2 separate regions of the Homo sapiens genome follow, and region 1 is linked to region 2. Evidence: chromatin loops called from intact Hi-C (ENCODE). Cell type or tissue: MCF 10A. All regions are shown on one strand. Region 1 overlaps LTBP1 (latent transforming growth factor beta binding protein 1). Region 2 overlaps LTBP1 (latent transforming growth factor beta binding protein 1).

What was found. Peaks named below come from ENCODE experiments on the same cell type or tissue, not always from the same donor. Only the 100,000 strongest peaks of a DNase experiment are listed, where the experiment ranks them.
Region 1: it touches region 2 in a loop (5-fold over the local background); 8 of 110 quality-filtered maps call a loop at or near these places.

The regions. Positions count from the first base shown.
Region 1 is chr2:33,370,677-33,375,676 of GRCh38, reverse strand. All of the region lies in intron 31 of LTBP1 (latent transforming growth factor beta binding protein 1), which reads right to left. Among named protein-coding and RNA genes, the nearest start is that of MIR4430, 45 kb to the left of the region's middle. In MCF 10A, a CTCF peak has its summit at 2,524 (motif pointing right); DNase peaks (open chromatin) are centred at 406, 1,586 and 2,526.
Region 2 is chr2:33,131,817-33,136,816 of GRCh38, reverse strand. LTBP1 (latent transforming growth factor beta binding protein 1) reads right to left here. Exons shown (of 34, transcript NM_206943.4): 5 at 1,857-2,024. Among named protein-coding and RNA genes, the nearest start is that of LTBP1, 190 kb to the right of the region's middle. In MCF 10A, no CTCF peak of the experiment used is centred here; DNase peaks (open chromatin) are centred at 26 and 2,396.

The sequences.
Region 1 (5,000 bases), 240 kb before region 2:
GGGCGCCTGTGGTCCCAGCTACTCAGGAGGCTGAGGCAGGAGAATGGCGTGAACCTGGGAGGCAGAGCTTGCAGTGAGCCGAGATCGTGCCACTGCACTCCAGCCTGGGCGACAGAGCGAGACTCCGTCTCAAAATAAACAAACAAACAAACAAACAACTCAACATAATGGTCCTTTGTGTGCATAAAGCCTCTCTTTGACTTCCTAACTTACACTGTAGGAGCCTGGCCGGGCACAGGTGGAGCTTCTCTGCAAGTACACAGGGGTATTCGGGTCTGTGCAATTCCCTGAACACCCTCCTATCCCTCATTGTCTTTGATTCTTGGCCCCTTTCAAAGAGACTTCTAGCACTGGATAACCAGGGAGCAGTGCATGATGAACGTTGACTCATTTCCTAGAACTGGATTTGATTCATAATAATTGCTAACGCCTTTCGCTATGGCGCATTTACTGTAGGCCAATCCTCTCCCATGCATTATCACATTTAACCCTCTTGAGCATGTAAGAGCCATGCATGGATATGGAAGAAATCACTAGGATTTCAAGTGAGGAAATTAACATACGGATCACATTACATCAAAGAGCTACTTTCAGTTTGAATTCACTAATGAATTTTATTTTGCAATAATCTTTTGAGAGTAGTAAAAGTATTTTCAACCTTTCTTTGGGAGGGGTGAGAGAAAGCTTTCTAAATAAATACAGGAGTCCTTTCTTTTTTCTTTTTTGGGAAGGAGTCTTGCTCTGTTGCCCAGGCTGCAGTGCAGTGGCACAATCTTGGCTCACTGCAACAGCCACCTCCCGGGTTCAAGCGATTCTTCTGCCTCAGCCTCCAGAGTAGCTGGGACTAGAGGCACACGCCACCACACCCAGGTAATTTTTGTATTTTTAGTAGAGATGAGGTTTCACCATATTGGCCAGGCTGGTCTCGAACTCCTGACCTCAGAATCTGCCCACCTTGGCCTCCCAAGTGCTGAGGTTACAGGCGTGAGCCACTGTGCCGGGCCAAGAGTCCTTTCAATGAGGAACAACATAACTGGCTTACTGGCCATTTCATATAACATCCATTCAATCTAGTTCCATGGATACCAAGAGTTCAGTCCCACAGAACTGGAACGCTTGCCTGTTTTATAGATATTCTCTGTGCCCGCATGACGGCCACTCGATTTCCTTTTGTATCTTTCTAGTTTGATTTTAATTTTCCATTGTAAGTGACTAGCGGTTATTGTTTCTTTAATTATAATGTTCAGGATCTATGATTGAAATGATAAATGCTTTCATAGTGATTGTATTAATTATCATAACCTCACGAAGAGGTCTCAACTTTGGATAAAGGAGGTTGAAGTAATGTGCCCAGTGCAATGTCACAGAGCCAGGACCAAAAGCAGAAAGAGATCCCTGGATTGCCTAAACCAAAGGCAGTGACCACTCATTGTTTCACAAGTAGGGTGTTCCAAAGTGATTATTAACATTCTTTGGAAACATATTTCTTGGAAAAGCCTTTAAACCGTGACTGCTGACAGGCCTTTTGCAACTATGGCCCAGTTACAATATTTTTTCAAGTTTAGTCCATGAGTCAAATCCCTGTCTTCCTTCACACCTCCAAGGGCATTACGAAACTTCTTGCCCTGAGATCTTTGGGAGCGTCTAAGAGCCATGCACAGATATGGAAGAAATCACTAGCCGAATTGTTTGAAGACATTCCAAATTCTTTACTTTTGCAAAATGATATGAATACTTGGGTAGGTTAGATATTAGGAAGGATTGAAAAATTTTCTGTCACAGCAAATGGTGAATTTATTAAAGTATCATTTGCAGATTTAAAATACATAATATTTAGGAATAAATTATACTAATTATGCATTTCATTAAATACAACTTTACACCTGTTCCAGAATTGTTTGCCTAGTACATAGTAGGCATTCAATAAATAATAAAATAAAGAACATGTAAGTAATTTAACTAAAACTGAAAACAGGTAAGTTATAAATAATTTAGATTTCATTTCAGATCATTTACTTATCTCTTCTTATAAACCACAAGCTGTATATAATTTATATACAGTAATGATAATTCTTCCTAGCATTATTTAAAGGAGTATGAATAACTGACAAATATCTTCTATTCCCCTATAGCACAGTCTACCTTTCTCAAAGGAAGTTGGATACATACTGACATTGCTTTGACTCAACAGATCCTCACTAAGTGCCTATTCACATCATGCCTTTGTGCTTTATTCTTTTATTCAATAGGCATTAAACAAAATCCATTTGCTCTTTCATCAGTCCCAGAACTAGAATTTTTGATTCAGATGTGTAAGTCTGTCTCTTCAAACTGCTCTCTTAGCAACACTGAGAGGACCATGCCTCTGTATGTTGATCAATGTTCGTGTTTCATTAAACTTTGTTAACATTTTTCAATTTATTTTGTGGCACCTTCTGTTTCCTTTGGGACCTCATGTTTTAAAACCATCTTTCTACACCTGAGTAGTCAAGAAATTACCTGTGCTGTAGTACATTACATCGCCAATAGGTGGCATTCTCCCAACACACTAGTTGTCCCGTTTATCAAGTCTTTGTTCCGTTTACTTACAATGTCTAATTACTTTAACAATTTACTTATCAGAAATCTAATTATTTTAACAATATAAAAAGACACTGGGATCCCTGGGTACTTAAGATTCAAATGTTCAAATATGTATAATTTTCTTTCATTTGCAGATCAACGGATTTTGATTTCCATGAGATAATGGCACCCTCTATCTTGTGATTCTTACGTACATTTTCCAGAACATTTAAGCTTATGTTATCTTTTTTCAGATGAAGTCTTGCTCTGTTGTCCAAACTAGAGTGCAGTGGCACGATCTTCGCTCACTGCAACCTCCGCCTCCTGGGTTCAAGCAATTCTTGTGCCTCAGTCTCCAGAGTAGCTAGGATTGCAGGCATGCGCCACCATGCCTGGCTAATTTAGTAGAGATGGGGTTTCACCACGTTGGCCAGGCCAGTCTCAAACTCCTGACCTTAAGTGATCTGCCCACCTCTGCCTCCCAAAGTGCTGGGATTACAGGTGTGAGCCACCACACCCGGTGATTAAGCTTATACTTTTAAGAGTAGCAAAAAATAAAAACATTAAAAAATCATTTTAGATTAAGTGATAGGCATCACTAAAAGTTTTATTTACTGAGAATTATTGACTTGCTTTAGTTCATTAGTCCATTGAATATATAGTTTTTTGTTATTCCTGCCAATGTGTCTGTGGCTACAGATTTGATGACACATTGCCTCTTATTATGCTCATTGTTAGCTCTAAAATCAGTTTTTCTTTTAGCACACAATGTGTGAGACAATTTTAAAATCTCAGCTTTAATTCTTCACTTTGTTACTTTTCTGTTCTAAGGGAGACTATTTAAGATGTGCTTTGGGATCATGGAAAGAGACTCGAGTAACACTGAAGAGGTTAGAACGTAGATTCTGGAGCAAGGGTGCCTGGATTTGAAGCTTCCACTTACTGGTACGTGACCACTGACAGGCATCTTAAGCTTGCTGTGCCTCAGATCCTCTGTCAGAAAAAGGAGGGGTAGTATTCTCCCTTATCCACTAGGGATATGTTCCAAGACCCCCAGTGGATGCCTTAAACTGCAGGTAGTACTCAACCTTATATATACGATCGATTTCTATCAGATAATGGAGCTGCTACTAAGTGACTAATGGGCAAGTAGCATACACAGTATGGACACCATGGACAAAGGGATGGTCCACGTGCTGGGTGGGACACCACCAGATTTCATCACACTACTCAGAACTGCATGCAATTTAAAACTTATGAGTTGTTTATTTTTGGAATTTTCCCCTTAATATTTCGGACCGTGGTTGACTGTGGGTAACTGAAACCAGATAAGGCAGAGGACTACTGTAACTGTATACCTAAGATGGCTTGGCAAGTTAAATATCTCAGTAGATGGAAAACATGTTGAAAATGCCAGGCATTGTGCTATGTATATGTTAGTTATCATTTTTATTATCACTTAGACTGAGAAAAACCAAGCAACAAAAAATCTATATCCAATAAACTCCATATGCAACCAAAGGCCTCAAAGTTCTGATAACTCTATGACTTTCTTCTCTCACAGCGCTAGAAATTCTCAGCAAGATCAAACAATGACCACTCTGTCTTCATTTATGAAATGGATACAATGGCTCGTTTTTCCTGACTTGGTTTCCCAAACAGCTCTGTCTCTCAGAGGCTGACATGACATCACAATAAAGACCACAAATTTGAGGATCCTCCCAAAACAGTTTAGCCACCCAAATCATTTTAAGAGTGGGCAGGATCAGCGGGTACTGTGAAAGGGGAAGGAGAAGAGGAGTCAGGGGCTGCAATGGGGCAAGGAAGGCCTCCAGAAGTCTGAATGGGGAGACAGTCAGTCCATGATACATCCATGGTGAAGGAAAAATCAGGAACTTCCTCCTAGTGCAGTCTGCGGTCTGGCCTCTGTAGTGGAGCATTGAAATGGGATCCTAAGCAGCCCCAGAAATGTATGAATTCTACAATTATGCAATTCTCCTTATGTAAAGCTCCCCTGACACAATCCATCACACTCATTTCCCCTGCATGTGGTACCAATATGCAAGATGCCATCTAACTTCAGAGAACACTATTTAAGCAGCCACTCCTACCTCCTGCACCTACCAGTACTCTCAGATGTAGTTGCTGCTTTAGCAAGAATTAGTGCCCGTGACCTGTTGGACCAGAAGTGTGAAAGCTCGCTCTGGAGCCAAAGCTTTATTTTACACTGCACTTTAATGCTTAAAGCTGATGACAAGTGGTGCGATTTATTCCTTAAATTCCTCCAGCACTGATTCCATCAGTAACGAATTGTTCCCCAAAGCAGTACTGCACTCCTAAGGAAAATGGGATGCATGATGTCTGACAGGCTGGGATTAGTCCAGTGCTTAGATGAAGAGATAGACAACGTGGTCCTTCTCAACGATTAAGATATCCGG
Region 2 (5,000 bases):
TGTTCCTAAACATCTGGTTCAGTGCCAGCAAGGAAAGTGTGTGGTGTGTTTCAACAAGTAGACTTCCTCTGTTTCTCAAAGCCTTCAAAATATTTAGTTTCAAAATGAATACACTGGAAGCCAAAAAATTACCACCCATTTGATTATTTTGTCATTGCTACTGTAAAGATTTACAATAAACACAAGGAGGGAAAGGAGCAGTGAGTAAGGAAGGCAACCAAGAAAGATAAAGTGGTGAAAAGCCATCAGACTCATGATAGTCTACTGGAATTGCCTTTTCTTTTCCCCTCCTTGTCTGTGGCCCTCCAAAAAAAAAAATTTTTTTAAGCCAGAAAATAGTATTACTTATTGCTGATAAAAAGTCATATGATCTTAGAGATGGACTAAATTTTAGAGGTCATTAAATACAATCCCATTTATTTTATGAATGAGAAAAACTGAGGCCCAGAAATATTAACTGGCATGCCCTACGGATTAGCTAGTTAGTGGCAGGACCGGGACCAGAATCCAGTTTCCTGATCATCAGTTCACTTCCCATTAGACTTGGCTCCCTGCCCTGCAAAGCATAATGTGCCATTTGGCACCTAATGGCTAAATTCTTTTAAAAACTATGCCCAGAGTACCCCTATCATAGCCAGGAAACTCACAATGCCCTTTTAAATCGTATCTATGGGCACATATTTTTTCCAAGTACAGACGATCAAAAATATGCTTTGACCTCCTAAGGATTGGGAGTCACAATAAAACAGCAGAATAATCAAAGATCTAATAAGAACTTCAAGCTGTCCCTTTATTTTGTCTTGATGTAAATCAGTTTGACACAGACACCCCTTCTCCTACCACCCCCCCAGACACACACTTCCAAGACTAAACAGCAATATTCCATAAAAAGACCAGATCTAGCCAGTGTTATTATCTGTCTGACATTTGGGTTATTCTTGTGAGTAACTCAGAAAGTAACGTGGGTGTCTGCGATTATTTGAGTACACATGGCAAACCATAATTGGTCAAAAAATAATAAAAGACATTTTTCTGCGACAAAAATACTGTATTGCATGACAACATGGCAACATGACAGCATTCCGTGGACCACAATCCTTTCTCCATTTGCAAAAAAGTAAAAAACAAAAATTCAAAATGAACCAACAAGGCTTTCTTGCAGACAGCAACTACTACTTCATATTTAAATTAACTTAAAGGAGTACTGAGAGTAATCTACCAGTCTGTCTTCCCCAAATCCACGTAAAAAAGGAGTACTGAGAGTAATCTACCAGTCTGTCTTCCCCAAATCCACGTTATATATCAATTTATATTCAGTCTTGTGAGACGGAGCAGAAACGTGGCAAAAGATGCAACTCTGTATCCTTTTCTACAACCAAGTACAGGTTTTTGACAATCCTCGGAGTTTTGTTTTAGAGCTTGGCTATTTTTGAAGTAAAAACTTCAAATTTCATCACCACCTTCCAAAATTTATTACATGAGTCAAATCTAAGACAAATTCCACTTATCACTGGGCTGATAAAATTTGAAGCTTATCAGCACAAGTCATGCCTTAGGGTCTAAATCTAAAACCTACTCTCTTCTCTTCTACTATATATATTCCCATTACCACATGGCTGTGTAAATGCTAAGCAATAAGGGAAAATATTCTAGTTGCCATTCCCCTAAGAAACCAAGAATCAGGTTAAAAATTATTCCAAAAGCAATTTAAAAGATCCCATGAAAGAAACATACTCGTACTCATAGACAGACACCCATTGAAGCAGACAGCAGTGTGAATGGAGGGGGTGTCTAAATGCTACAATCTCATAAAACTCGACTCAGTAAGGACAGTTAGGGACCGTGGAGGAACTCACCCACTCGGAAGTTCGTGGCCGTCAGGGTGTCGGCAGCATGACCATTCTCACTAATGAGAGTGGTGGTGTTCCCCTTCTCACAGCTGTTCTGACAGCTGCCCTTGGTGCAGGTCACTTTACAGATGCTCGGAGTAAAGACCACCTTGATGCGGCCAGTGTGGTTACTCACTAGGAGCGGAGGCAGGGAGAAAAAGAACAACAAACACATCAGCTTAGTATCCATGAACTTGCCTTGGAAGGTTTAAAAAAACAGAAAAAAAGAAAAGAAAGGAGCAAGAGGGGAAAAGAGAGAGCCCACAACCCGACAGGTTTAAGGAAAGAGGGAAGCCTTCAGTGCTCGCTGCTCTGTATTCAGTGGTGTCTCTGAAACAGGAGTAGGAAGCTTAGCAAACAGAACTCTGGGATGCACTCCAAAACCACATTTGAAGTCGAGTCACTGGAGTGGGATTACTAACCACAATGCTGCACTTTATTCACGGGCAGACAAAGAGCAATACCGAGGGCACGACAGATTAAAGAGCCAACCCTGACAGGCAGATGTAATGCAAAGGGGTTGGCCGTGCACCTAGCGGTGAATAAACTCTTGTGTCCTCAACTTGCATACTTTCCCTGTTTCTCCACTTATTAAGTCACTATTTGCAGCCCGACCCCTGGAAATGTTTTAGGCATGCGGCATGTCTGAAAACATCTGTCTCAAATCTCCTGGCACTCTCGGCTGAAGTGATCAAATGCTGTGACGCAGCTGCGGGAGCCCATTTCTTTTTCACAACTCCAGGGCACTATTTCTCCATAAGAATTTAGGCAACATATATTTTGTTTTCCTGTGAACGGGGCCCATCTTTAAAGGGGTAAGCCAGGTCACAGGGATAAATGGTTGCCTCCCTAAAAATAACACCCTTGGGCTCTCACTGTCTCTATTCATAGACCACCTGGAGTAGCCACTGGGGATGGAGCTTTCTTTCATTAGCGTGGCCTTCTCTTAAAAACGAAATGCTATCACCTGACCACACAGCCGAGGCTATGTGGTATCACAAAATAAGCCCTAGACTAAAAGTATATCCTGGTTTACAATCCCAGCTCAACCACGGTGTGACTCCGGACATGCCATTTCAGTCCAGTTCAGTTCAGTTTTTCCAAAACTTGAGAGAATTGAAACTGGCATTTTCTACACACTTCTAACTTTCAACGTCTCTATCAGAGGTCAGCAAGCTACAGTTCAGGGACCCAATCCAGCTTGCTGCCTGCTTTTGTAAATAAAGCTTTACTGGAACACAGCCACCCTCATTCATTTCTGTACTGTCTATGGCTGCTTTTGTGCTATGACGGCAGAACTGCACTGTCTCTGTGCAGTTCTGCTTCACCCAGACCTGCCCTTCACTGCTGGATCGCAACCTGAACTCTCTGGCAAATTGCAAGACACACACTGTTTTGATTGCTACATCTGCGATAGGCCCCTAGCCAGGTCCTTCCTCTTTCCAGGAGACTAGGCAGAAAGCAAAGATGGTAGCAGTAGCTGAAGACAGCCAGTCATCTGTCAGGCTTTAAGGCCGTCAAGAAGCAGTGCCCTTCTGACGCCACTCCATGACTGGAGTGGCCAAAGGGGAGAGAGGCTCTGGGCCAGCCTTTTTTATACCATCTTTGCCCACCAGAAAAGCTTGTCTCTCTTTATACTGCTTTGGTTTGGCTAATATTATATTTTCAGAAAATCATCCCAAGATGCCTCTATAAGACCCTCAACAAATTAAAACTGTGGTCATAAGCTGAGCTTGGAAACAAAGAACTTTAACCAAAGAAGCCATTCCAATTTCAGGGTTGGAATGGGGCCCCAGAGGTTTTCTAACGCAACCATCTCTCATCCACTGTTTGCATTCCACGTATCAAGTGGTCGTGTAACCTTTACTTGAAAATCTCTAGTGACGGGCAGCTCATTACCCACAAAAGCACATGATAGTTATGGCAGTTCCCAGCAAGTACTATTTTTTATTGAGCTGAAATCTGGCCTCACAGTAACTTGCACACATTAATCCTAATTTGGTTCCCCATGGCCTCACAATCTAATGCCTCTTCCACATGACAGCCCTTCAAATAAGTTATCTTTGAGATAAATGCCACTTAATCAAAGAAAGCTAAAATTAGGACTTGAACCCATCAGCTGGGTTGGTCATCTCACTTAGAAGAAGAAAAATTATTCCTCTGGAGGAGAAAGCCCTCCATTCTTTTCAAATGGTTTTCCAGGACAGTTTCTCCTTCACCGGTGGTTCTAACCCTGGAGGATCAAGACATGTTGTCTGAAATGGCAAGATGTCCTAGTGGCCAAGCAGACCTTCTGGCACCTTGCAAAATGACATCCAATAGGATGCTACTATCAGTCAATACTTTAAATCGAGGGCTAGCAAACTTTTTCTACAAAGGGCCAAATTGTAACTATATTAGGATTGTAGGCGAAAAGGACTCTATTCCTATTCAACTCTGTGGACCCGCTTAGCTGGAAAGCAGCCTGTCAAAAACAATATGTAAATGAGTGGGCATGGCTGTGTTCCAATCAAACTTTACTTAAACACTTCAGTAACCCCTCCTTTAAATGCTTACAGGACATTTTAAAGTTATCTGGGAGTCTACCTTAGAAATTCAAAAAAAACAACAGAATCCTGATTTCACCAGCAGAGAAAATTCACCTAGTTTGATTTGCTTTTTCACAGTAGCACAAACAAATCAGCTTATAATCTAAGTTGTCGGAAAATGCTTACAAATATCTTGAGGATACTTTGTGTGTTCAAGTGTGTGAAACCCAAGAAAAAAAGAGACAACATTTTCCCACTTCAAAAGAATATAAACTCCTCCTTTTTCTGGCTCCTGGTACAATCATGAAATTAGAATCCGTGTGCCAACTATTTTGTCTTCTCTGGCATTAACTTGTAGCACCAGCAGCTGCCACACAGATGCTCACACAGTCACCTAAATTATGCTCACTTAGGCAAACTGAGACATCCAAAGAAAGCAAGCACTTAATCATTATTCCCATTTCACCTCCCAGCTACAGTAGTCACTTTATAAGCACTGGAGATTCTCCGGGCCTATTGTTATTAAAAACTTCTTATATTTCTTTGCCAAAAAAAAATTTCTTTTGGCTTGGAATCATCTGGA